Regions from separate parts of the Homo sapiens genome. Here region 2 is linked to region 1. Evidence: chromatin contacts called from ENCODE Hi-C data. All regions are on one chromosome and are shown on one strand. The core of a region is the stretch at or near the end of the contact, and the rest is flanking DNA. Distances in the headings are between cores, read along the strand shown.

Region 1 (5,346 bases), core at 1,833-4,332:
TTGCCAGTTCTCTTGGCCTCCCTTGCAGCTAGAGGGTAAACACGTATGGCCTAGCCATGGCCAATCTGATGTACCTGTGTTTCACTCTGCCTTGGGACCTGGTGATGCAACAGGGAAGGGAAGGAAAGCTCTCGCTCTGGCTGCGGCTGCAAGTGGTAGCCGCAAGGTCGAGTTCCTGGCACAGCATGGGGATACGTTCTGGCAGCGGGAGCTGCTGCAATAAAATTGAGATCCTGGCGCGGAAGGAGTATTCAGTGCTCCTTGGTGGCCGAGGAGGTTTCCTCACTAGACCAGCTCGTTGGTGCTGCTTACGGTACTGTTCCTGGAAGCTCAGCCTTGAGTCTTATTCTCCAGCCCTCTCAACCACTCAGGGGCCGCCACTCTCTTCTTAACACCCTTCTTTTCTGCAGAGCCCCCCATAGCCAGTGCCAGTGACTTACCACTTGGAACCCTCATGACACACCTATGGAGTAGAATACACAAACCACATAGACTTTTGGGATAAGACCTAAGACTTCAAAGCTCATTGGGTCTTGCCCCAGGCAGCTATAGGCTATATCCTCTACTGCTGCAGGAGTATATGCACTCTACTTTCTGATAGGAGTTGAGGGCTTTCAGGCACGTTTTGGAGAAGCACTGTTCTAGGGAAATGACTGGGAGGCTGCTAGGGCCTTACAGAAATGGGAGAGAACATCTGCTGGCTCTGCAGCCCAAATTCCTAGTGACCTAGCCTGTCCACACTCTCCTTGCCTTCTTGTCCCCCTGACTCTTTTCTTCCAGCAGAAGGGCCACTTCCAGCAGAAGGCCCTTCCAGCAGAAGGGCCACTCGTTACGGATTACTCCATCCTCTGCATTGCAACAATAATTGAGCTTTGATCTTTTCTGACATGGAGCCTAGGCCCTCTTTTATATAACCAAGGAAGATCCACTCTCCAGTGGAGGATCTGGAGTGTGGAGGAGAAAGGAGGAGATACCTGGAAGTGAGCAAGAGTTTGTTTTATATCTTGCACCCATGGGAGGCTTTGGAACAAGCTGGTCTTATTGGGCATTTTCCTCCCTTAGGCTGTTTTTCGAGGAAAGGGTCTGCAGGCTGGCTTTGCCTGGGGTCTCCTGAATATCATCTCTGCCCACCAGGCATCAAAAGCCATGCACTTTTCCTCTTCTCTGCTCTGGTTGTGAATAAGTGACACAGATCTCTACACTGTCATTCATAGCATCGGTGAGAAACGGCCATCAGAAAAATATTTGGAGAAAAAGTTCAGCAGAAAGGGCCCAGCCATTAGGGGTCTTTTTTTCTCTGTCATAGTCACTAGTGTGCATACATGAGTCTGGAGCCATGGCGAGTTTGTGCTAGGTGTTGGGCACCTCTCAGGGCAGTCCTGATGCCTGGTGTTTCCTGGGCTTCTCTGCATTCTTTGCCCTTTCTAGTGTCAGAGCCTTTAGAAGTGATGTGATCAGAGAGGATTGGGAGTAGGGGACTCGTGGGCTGACCTGGAACTAGGCCTCGCCACACACTGGAGAAGGCATTCTGGACTGTGGTACATGTATTCAGAGCAGTCTCATTTCTATCAAGAAGTTGATGCCCTCTGTTGACTTTCTAACTACAAATACCCTGGGCAGGCCATTTCCCCTTCTCCCAAGAGTAGGTCTGATAACTAAAGAGCCAACGAATCCAAACAACTCCTGCTTCAGTCAGGAATCAGCCCTGAGACTAGAGCGCCTGTCAACATACTCAGCCCTCTAGATTCTGTTTCTTTCCCCTGCCTGCCTTCCCAAGAGGTTCCCAGGGCTCTGGAGGCAGCTCCAGCCTATGTGGCTGGTAGTGGCAAGGCCATCCACAGCAGCATTACTTAAGCAAGGCAGGTGGAAGGTGGATGTTCAATGAGCACAGAGGCTCTGGGGACAGAAGAACCAAGGGCAGAGCAGCAGCAGGAATTCCAAGGAGCTCCAGAGCTGGAGGGGAGGAGAGAGGCAGAAGTCATTCTCCTGCATGGGCTGTCAGGCCTAACTCCTAAAGAACTGGCCCGCAGTCCGCCTAGTGCATCCTCACACCAGCCTCGGAGACAGCTTGCCATCCAGGACCCTGAGGTTCTCTGGCTTTTCAGGGGCTTATTTAACCTCCATTATCATCCCTCTGTACTCCATTCACATTGTGTTCTGTCGTCTGGAGAACAGAGAGGCCCGGATCCTGCTTTCCACAATCACTCTATAAACAGTCACTTTATTTTACCAATCTACAACTTACAAATTTACCCAGAAAGTGTGTAGGACAAGTAAAATTGATGGATAAGTTCAAGTGGAGACAGCAGGTTTCAAATCTTACCCTATCCAAACCTGCGTTCCTTTTACGCCTTTCATGCCTTCCATCTATAGGAGGCTGGGAGAAAGTCTCAAGAAAGGAGAAACTGAGGCTGTAAATTGTGCAAGGCCACACAGGGAGCTCCCCATCTAAAAGTCTGACTCAGCCCAAAGGTTTCCCAGCGTCCCCTGTGCCCTGCAGTGTGCTGTGGGGGGGAGCAGGCCTCTGCTACCCATGAGTCAGCCCTGAGGCTCTGGCCGCCTTCCTCCAGGGTATCTTCCAATCTTGCTCTACACCCGTTAGGGAGTGGCTGGGAGGAAAAAGACTCCCAGGGGTGACGGAAGCACCCACAGGCCTGCACAGGGAGTGAAACTGGGGCAATCACGGGGCTGCGCGTTGCCACGGGACTGCGCGTTGCCACGGGACGCCGGTGCCACTGCGGGGAAGCGACGGCAGCCATGGGGGAGAGGGTCGGGTTCGCTGACCTCGTTCGGGGGAGCAATGGGCGCCCCCCGGCGGGCAGGCCCTTGTGGCAAGGAGGCCAAGGTGCCGGGGGACCCGGGGACCCGGGTCGGGCGCGCGTTACCTCCTCCGCGCTGCAGCAGCGAGCTCGGGTTCGCCTGCTGGTCTGAGAGCGTACCCTGTGCGGCGCGCCGCTTCTCCGAGTGCACGATCAGCAGCATGTCGATAGATACAGCGTTGATGTCCTTCTTCAGCTCCATGATGCCGCCTCCTTTCCGACCTGGGCGCCGCGGCCGCACGCTAGGCTGCTTGCGCTGCAAATGGCCCCGTGCGCGCAGCTGCCCCACACGGGAGAGGGCGAGGGCGCGGAAGAGGGCGCTCCCCCGCCGCTGGAGCCGCAGGGCGCTGCTTTTCGCTGACTCTGCCAAACACGCCATTAGGGCCCGCCTGGGAGGGCGCTACCCTAATGAAGCGGCTCTAAGTCACCTTTGAAAGGAAATCCCCGGGCCCAAGCCTTGACCTGCACCGGGGCCATAGTCAGCAGGGGCGGCCGGTCCAGAGCCTCCCTCCCTGCGCCCCTGCCTCCCGCCCGGTGCACTTGAAGCGCTGGTCCTGGGCTCCAGGGCTTCTCTGGCTGAGCGCTGCCTCATCCCCACGGTCTCCGGAGGGTTCTCGAGAGGGCTGGAGCCGACCTCCCACGAGAAGCCCCTGGCAAATACAGAAATCGCACAGTGCTGTCAACATTGAGAGTAGATTCAGGAAAAGGAAAGACAGCAAAGGGGCTCCAGATTGAATTGCAAGATGTGCAGAGATTGTCCAAGTTTTGGCCTCGACCTCACTCCTTCCCTGGGTTGGTTTTGGAGGTTGACAGCTCTCTCTCCCTAGGAGGGAGTTGGGTGGGGTGTTGGAGTCAGGAGCTCCCCCCAGTTACGGCCCCTGTAGAACTTGGAACATGCCCATTGAGTATCAAGCTAACGATCCTCTTTGATCTGAAACGAAAGTCTTAAAGTCTCGGTTCGTTCTAGAAGCCTGGCTCCTGCCCTGTGGGGAAGGAGGGAGGGGGAGAGGAGGAGGCTGGGGCACAGGGAGCTGGACCTGAGAAGCCTTCTATTTTTAGCCCGGCCTGGCCTGCCCAGCCAACAGCAGCAGGGGTTTGGCTGTAGGTCTCAGGAGTGTTTACATAGGCTTCTGCCTGGTACCCCTGGGCACTACGGGCCCACCCTGCTGGGGGCGTTCCCCTAATTCGAGTTTCTACTGTTAATAAATGCACCCCCACATGGAGGCCTTTGCTCTGGGAGCCCTCCCCGCATTGGAGTGTATGGACCCCACCTTGTAGCATGGTCCTGAGAGTTCCCAGATCCTCCTTGGAGCAGCCTGTGTCACACAGACTGCATTCCAGTACCAGCTCCATCACTTCCTGGCTGTGTGACCTTGGACCAGCCATTTTCCCTCCACCTTCTCACCCTTATCACTGGGTTGATAAAAATTTCTCACATGGCTGTTGTGAGAATGGCATGAATGTAAGGCGCCTGGTGTATAGAAAGTGGTCTTCATATGGTAGCTGTCATTCTTACTTCATTTTAAGGGTGAGGAAAGGGAAAGATGGAGTGACAAGTGACTGATGGAGCAGAGAAGCAGGAGAGATGTCACAGCCACACTCTGAGATTCTGAAGGTCTTCCTCCAATAACAGTGGCTCAGAGTTTGGTTCCGTGTAAAGGCTGTTGTCTTATTGCATTACCAGCGCCCCCCCCCACCACCCCACCCCCTGACTCACCCACTGGGCATCTGATGGAAGGAGAGGTTGTTGGCTTCCAGTAATGTTGAACTGGAGTCCCTAGAGAGCTGAGGCCATAGACAGGCAAGTGGAGATGGCTGACTTCCAAGGCAGGTTTCCTTCTGCTAAAGTGAGTCTTGTCCTGTCTGTATGTGTGCAGGTACACACACACACACACACACGCGCGCGCGCACACCTGGGAGGCTGGCTAACACTTACTCTCTATGTGGCTGGGGAAGTAAGAACTATGCATTATGCAAAGCTCTTGGGGTGTTGGAGATTGCTGAGGCAGATCTCAGGTCCCAGAGTCCCCCCAACTACCCTGGGCCAGTCAGTGTTGTCTAACTCCTTCAAGTGTCAGGTTGTCTGAAGTGCTGAAATCAACTAGAAGCCTGTGTACAGCACCCTTGGTTGCCGGATGGGTCTGAGTGTTGGTGATGGTGGGGGGAGCTGAAGTCCCCTTTCCTTACACTTGCATTCCCATCTCCCAACCCTTGCTCTCCTGCTGGAAAGTGTCATTGCTAGGAACTCGCAAACTCTGGTGCCCCCTCCCAGAACTGCCTCTGGAGAAGGATATTCTGACCTGGGAATGTGCTGCCAGGGGTCTGGGGAAATGGTGTGGAGGCCTCCTGTCTCTCTGCTATGTCTGAAGACAGCTTCGGAGCAGGGCCTCTCATCCTTGGCGCTATTGACATTTTGAGCCAGATAATTCTCTTTGGTGGGGCTTTCCTGTACACTGTGGGATGTCTAGCAGCATCCCTGGCCTCTACGCATTAGATGCCAATCACATTCACTTCCCTATTGTGAGAA
Region 2 (6,141 bases), core at 473-2,972, 140 kb after region 1:
AGTAAGAAGTGGCAAGACGGGTAGGAGGAGAAGCAGGACCATGGAAACTGGGGCCAGAGCCCCAAAAGATCTACTGGACACCAATGTCAGCAGGTGCTGACGGTGCAGGAGGATGACAGCTAACTAGGAGCAGGTTGTTGCCCAGGGTGACATCAGGTGGCTCCAGGGACATCACGACACAGCTGGTGGTGTGGAGGCGTAGAGGGCAGCTAACATGGCATTAAGGTGGATGATGAGAAGGTGGAGGTTGATGACATCTTCCCTTCAGGCACAGAGGTGGGGTAGGAGGGAGGGGAGGGGAGGAGGAAGGCAGCCTGAGTCAGAGCCAGGGAAGGAAAGAATTGTCAGGATTGGGGGACTTGAGTCTGGCTGTGGTGGAGAGGAAGAAGTCCCAGCAAAGGAGAGACTAGACACGCAGAGGTGGGGGGTGTGGGGAACTGATTTAGAAAAGCCCAGAAAGGAGAGTCATCCCAAAGGGAAATATCGCATCTGCCCACTGTTAGCTCATTAACAGACCAGGGGAAAGGATTGGTGCCTCCAAGGTGAGAGGCGTAGGAGGAGGGGTGGGGAACCTAACGGGTCATCCCTGACCCTGTAGGACCAGACTATCATCAGGTATGTAGGGGGGGCGGGAGAGGAGGGAAGGACACATCTCCAGCATAACATATAACAGCCTCAAGGTGAGTTTCTGATTTAGAACCCTTGACCATCTCCAGAAACAGGAAGATAAAGTGTAGCTGTGAGAGCTGAGCCTGGGAGAATTGCTCCTATCTCCAAGGCTGCATCCCCAGTTGCTGCCTAAGTCCTTCCCACCCACACTGAAGGCCTGGCCCACAGCAACAGTGCACCTCGCCTTGCACCGGCCTGGGAGAGCCCTCTTGCAGGCTTTGCTGTTTTATAGCTGACTGTGTGACTCCTGGTCTCCCCACGCTGAGCTGTCCTCTGGGGTCAGGGCCCTCTGTGGAAGTTCACAATGCACTGGGAAGTGAACACCAAAGGCAACCAGAGGCTTCTGCAGAAAAAGAACTGCGAAACGTTGGACAGGAAGCAAATCCGGTTCCCTGTGGACCCTGGAGCAAGTGCCCACAGGTTATCTGAACAGTATTCATTCTTTCGACGGACATGTACTATGCCTCCCGCAGGCCAGGCACTGTTCTGTGAACTGTGGATTCTGTAGTGAACAAAATAGACAAGAATCCGAAAATGGTGACCCCATTTTAATGAGGGAGAGACCCCACGATAAACAAAATCGATTAGTAAATACCAACCCATGCTAGAGAGTGAAGAGCTCTGGAGGAGAGGCACGGGTGCGCCCCTGGAGTTGCTCTAAACAGGGTAGGCAGGGTGCTCTTGTCACAGAGAAGATGAACGAAGGCTCGTTTGATCATTTAAAGCGGATCCAGTCCTGGGTGGGATGTAAGGGCACGAGGCCTCCCCAGCTCCTTCGCTGGGCACCCTATGGGGGGACAGGGTGAGTTGGGCGGGCCGCTGCGGTTCTCCGAGAGCACCACGAGGGGGAGCCCGGACCCCTCCTAGCGCCTTCCGAGCCCTCCCGCACAGCCTTGCAAGCAAAAGTTTTTCTTAAACTAACAATGCCAGTGTAAGGAGGTGCTCGCGCCTGATTGGCCGGGGGAATTTTGCAGGTTTGATTCCTTGATTGGACAGGAGGTGTTAGGGGTGGGGAGAGAGCTGATGGTGGGGGATCCCGCTCCCTCCCGCGTCAGTCTGGCCGGCTCCGTCCTCCCGTAGGCTCCGCTGTAGCTAGCAATGTGACACCAGGACGCACTCGCTCTCGCGCGCTCTCCCAGGCTCGTTCTCCCTCGCCCTCTCTCTCTCACACACGCACGCACACACCCACCTCTCCCATAAACACACACACACACATGCACACCCACACCCACGCGCGCCCGCACCGCCCCACGCGCACACACTCCTGCCCACGCCCACGCAGCGCTCCGGGAAGTCCGGTCCGGGCGAGAGCGCGAAAGGATACCGAGAAGCCACCCGCGGAGAGCGCAGCGGCGCCCTGGGACGCGGCGCTCTCCCGGCGCTGCTGCCTCGGCTTGGTCTCGGCCTGCGGGCCGTCGGCCGGCGATGGCCCTGGATTATCTACTACTGCTCCTCCTGGCATCCGCAGTGGCTGCGATGGAAGGTAACGTACCCTCCACGGAGCAAGTTGGCTGCTGGTGCCGGCCGCCTTGGGACTGCTGTGCTCCGCGGTTCGCGGGGTTCCTCTGGCTGCTTTGCGGTGCAGGCATCCCGGGACCCGAGGGCAAGGAGGTTTGGGAGCCTCGGCCGCTGCCGAGCGCGGGGCTTGGGCGGCACCCACCAGAGCGCCCCCGGCTGGCTCTTAGCGCCCGAAACTGGCTCGCGAGTCCCCCGGCTTCCTCGCCCCGGCACTCCCTGGTAGCCTCGGTCTCCCGCAGCCCCCGCTCGGAGAGCTCGGAGCCCGCTGCATTGCGGTGCATGCTCCTTAGCTCTGGGGCAGAGCCAGAGCTGGGCGTTGGGGAGAAAGGGGTGCCTCTGGCCATCCGGCTCCTGGAGTACTGGCGCCCGTCTGCTCCCAGGCACGGATACGCTTCTGAGCAGCCGCGCGCCACCTCCTTTTCTCCAGCTCGCAGTCCACGGGCTAGTGGACTCTGCTTGGCGTGCAAGCACTGCGCGCGGGGGCCGGAGAAGCTCTGCCGTGGTATCCCGCAAGTGGCCGCCGAAGGAGAGGGGTGGAGTTCATTGGCCGTACCCTTGGGGACCAGTCTGGTGGTCCGGGCGCCTGCGGGACTGCAGGTTTCCAGGGTCAGTCGGGGAGAGGTGGAAACCCTTTTCGCCTCTTGAGCCTTGGAACAGGAGTGGGCTGGGGTGAGTGGTCGGTCCTACCTAAAGTCTCCCAGCCTCTCCACCACCCCGGAGAGGATACTCGGCGGCCGGGAGTCGTCGGGCAGCGTCACTCTCTGCCAGCTCAGACTTGGCGGTGCCTCCGGCTTGGTGGCTGGGAAAGCGCGCTCCAAAGACACCGTGCCCGGCGCAGCGGGGAGCCTGGGCGCTCGGTAGCGCTCGCGAATCCCTGTGGGAAATCCCGGCCCAGCTCCCCGCCTCCCGCCCCTTCCCCCGCCTCTGTTCTTCGCAGCCTAGCAGCGGCCGCGGCAGCCTCCTGGGAACACAGCTCCGCGGGAGAGCGGAGTTGGAGTTGTCGGGAGAAAACCAACTCTAGGGGTGATGCGCTGCCGCAGTCCGGCTAGCAGCCCCACTTTCCGGTGTCCTGCTCCGGATGGAACTCCTCTGGGGGACTCCAAGCCGGGGAGGAGCAGCTCTTGGCGACCGCGCAGCGTTCCCATCTGGGAGCTCGCTCCGCTTGTTACTCGTTCCTCGCGAAACTGTGACCGGTTGCCCAGTGGAAACTCCCCCAAACACGATGGTTTGGTGCCCCCCGCCATTCCGGAAAGCTCTGCCCTTCTGGAAGTGAAGCTGGAGGGGCATTCCGGGCCCTGAGGCGCGGCTAAGATTCCCTTCCCTTTTGGCGAAGACCACCGCATCCCACGTTTGTTCTGGTGGCGGCGTGGGGGTGCGGCGATTAATGCCTAGAAAGCTCTCGCTTGCTTTTCCGAAGGTGGCTTTTTGTCTGCCCTCAGTCTCCTGCTTCCCTCAGGGACTGCTGGGCTTTGTAGGGAGGGGAGCAAGGAGGGGTTTGCTTTTTGGAACGTGCAGGAGAAGACTGGAGCCGTGTGGAGTGCCGTCAACACCCTGGCGCAGGGATGCCTGGGTTTGACTTATTGAGAGACACGTGTGGGAGCAGTTGAAATTGGAAATTCAAGGGGATATATACCCCCAAACCGGGCAGGAAAGCCAGGGTGAGCGCATTTGCAAGGGCAATTCCAGACTGGACTTGCAGCATTGGGGTGGCGTCATGCAGGTCCGAGGCTCGGTCCGGCCCGCGGCTCTTTGCGCCCCCAGAGGTTCAGTGGCCGGGTCTCAGAGGAGATGGGTGCCCACTTTGGGGAGCGTGCTCTCGGCATTGGGTTCCTGTGCATGCAAGCGAAGTAGTTTGGAGAGCAAACGTATGGAAACACAGCAGGCATGAGGACGTGGTCAGTTTCCTCCCTGCCCCTCTTCTTGGCTAGCCAGAGGTCCCTGTCTGCTTGCCGGAAGCTGCCCGCGGGTGCCATTGTGTCAGAGCCCAGGCCTTCCGGAGCCACTTACCCCCGGTGCGGTGGCTTCCCTTGCTGCAGCCTGGAAACTTTGCCAGTGGCCTGACAGGAAGGAGCCTGACTCTGTGGGCTGAAAATCTCTCCAGCAAGGGTTAAAAGAAACGCGACATTCAGCAGAATATTAAAGCAGCCCCCTGGTCCCTACTCAGTACGCAGGGATATTACACACCATTCACTCCCTCCTCTCCTAGAATGAACACAGGCAGGCTCATTTTCTACTCTCTACACACGGAGCCGCCTTCCCGCCTGCCTAGCTGGGTTGGGGCCAGCGTTATTTGGTTCGTGATGAGTGAGTAATAGTGATCAGAAAGTGGATCAATGAGCTGCCTACGGAGAGCAGGTCCCTCCCAAACTCGGCTGTGGTCAGGGGGCGCCTCTCCCTGCTGATTTCAGACTCTCATGTGTCTGTCTGCTTTCCCCTGGGGTCTGCGGTGGAATTTCAGTGAGGCATTGCCATCCAGGGCAAATTGCTCTGAGGCCAGGCGGGCCCTCAGCCCAGGCCAGGGCAGGGACAAAGGGACAGTGACAATCATGGGCCAGGTAAGGAGATGTGGCCAGAGGAAGGCAGGGCCCTAAGACACCCCCTGCCTGGGTGGAAGGAGGGAGGACAGGGTCTGGTTGTTGGCCAGAGGGGCAGAGGAGGGGAGGGGAGGGGGCTCAAATTCTCATAATCAGGCAGGAGGACTGTTGGCTTAGGGTGTAGGAAACCCAGACTGAAAAAAAGCTCCTCTTCCCTCCTTTCCCCCCACACTCCCGCATTTCCAGCCAGTTCTGCTCTGTGAGGAGAGAGATGCCACTACAAGGAAAAGATCCGCTGGGGCTAAGTCTGTCTTCAGAAGGGAGTAAGGCAGGCTGTGGTGGCAAGAATGCTGACATCCTCCTGCCTTCTGGACACAAAGCCAGGCCTCTTTGCTCAGCGTCCTGACAAACAACTGCCTCTTCAAGCCCACCGGTGCCTTTTCCCACCTGCTCTGAGAGCTTGTTGAGAATGGGCTGCTGGTGTCTGTGAAGCGAAGGCAGCTGCTTGCATTCTCTGAGCTGCGTCTTGTCTTGTGCCCTTTGGGATAGGATCTGGAAAGCACATTGGCCCTCCTGGGAGGCAGCAACCTGAAATTGCTAACTGCTCATAGCATTCTCCCAACCCCACTCCCTGTGTCCAGGGAGTACCCATGCACCTGCAGAAGGCCTCAGAGTGCGGCACACTGGCTGATGGGAATACTCCCAGGAGACCTGCTCTTTTGTGTAGCCTATAGTGAAGTCCTGGCCCTGGCACCCTTGGATGTCCACATGTATTTGAGTAGTAGATTTCTCAAGGGTTGACAAGTAGTGGGTTCCCAGTAGGCATTGCTGATGCATGAGTGCACGACTAAATTACTGTGCCCCTTTGTGGCGTGCCCCAACGTGAAATGCTAGGGCACTGAATTTCACTGTACACATTTTGGACACAGTTACATTTCCATTACACGTTTGTGGTGGAAAACCCCAAACTAAGCCCACGTGTCTTCAACAGGCCACAAGGTGAGGCAGTGATTGGCTGTTTCTGCATTTTCTGTTAATATTTGTTTGCTGTGTGTTCATCTGTTTTTGGTGTCCATGAACGTGCTTGAGCCTACAAGCAGTAGCAGGCACCAAAGATTTTTAAAAATGTCTGAGAAAGAAAAGCAAATTTGAGAAAATTCCATGTATTAGCTGATTTTATTTTTTGTGCAAAGTGGAACGATCACCATTACTCAGTGTTTGTGGAGCTGCCTCCTCAAGCCACGCATGGAATGCTGGCGAGGGAGGGCAATGCAGCTCTGGGCAATGGCTTGGGAAAAGTCTTGGCAATGTAAACAACTGCAGAGGCCCAGACTCAGTCCCAGCTCAAACCTTCTGGGTTAGTAGAAGAGAGCTGCCAGCAGCTTGTGATGCTCCCGAGCCTGGGGAGGGCCTGCTAGGT

The links. A loop is a pair of places that touch in the nucleus more often than their neighbours do. Pooled maps may share reads with other maps.
Region 2: a loop to region 1 is called in a map of Right ventricle myocardium inferior, with 15 times the contacts of the local background. The contact joins the promoter of EPHB1 here to the promoter of KY in region 1. A Hi-C loop is called at or near these places in 3 of 168 maps with a recorded cell type or tissue (Right ventricle myocardium inferior, aorta and posterior cingulate gyrus) and 8 of 50 pooled maps.

What each region holds. Positions count from the first base shown.
Region 1 is chr3:134,647,940-134,653,285 of GRCh38, forward strand. KY (kyphoscoliosis peptidase) reads right to left here and starts at 3,083. Exons shown (of 11, transcript NM_178554.6): 1 at 2,886-3,083. The coding sequence starts at 3,021. It also overlaps a transcript of CEP63 not described here.
Region 2 is chr3:134,793,538-134,799,678 of GRCh38, forward strand. EPHB1 (EPH receptor B1) reads left to right here and starts at 1,723. Exons shown (of 16, transcript NM_004441.5): 1 at 1,723-2,152. The coding sequence starts at 2,095. RefSeq lists enhancers at 1,239-1,448, 1,510-1,804, 1,849-1,898, 1,909-2,098.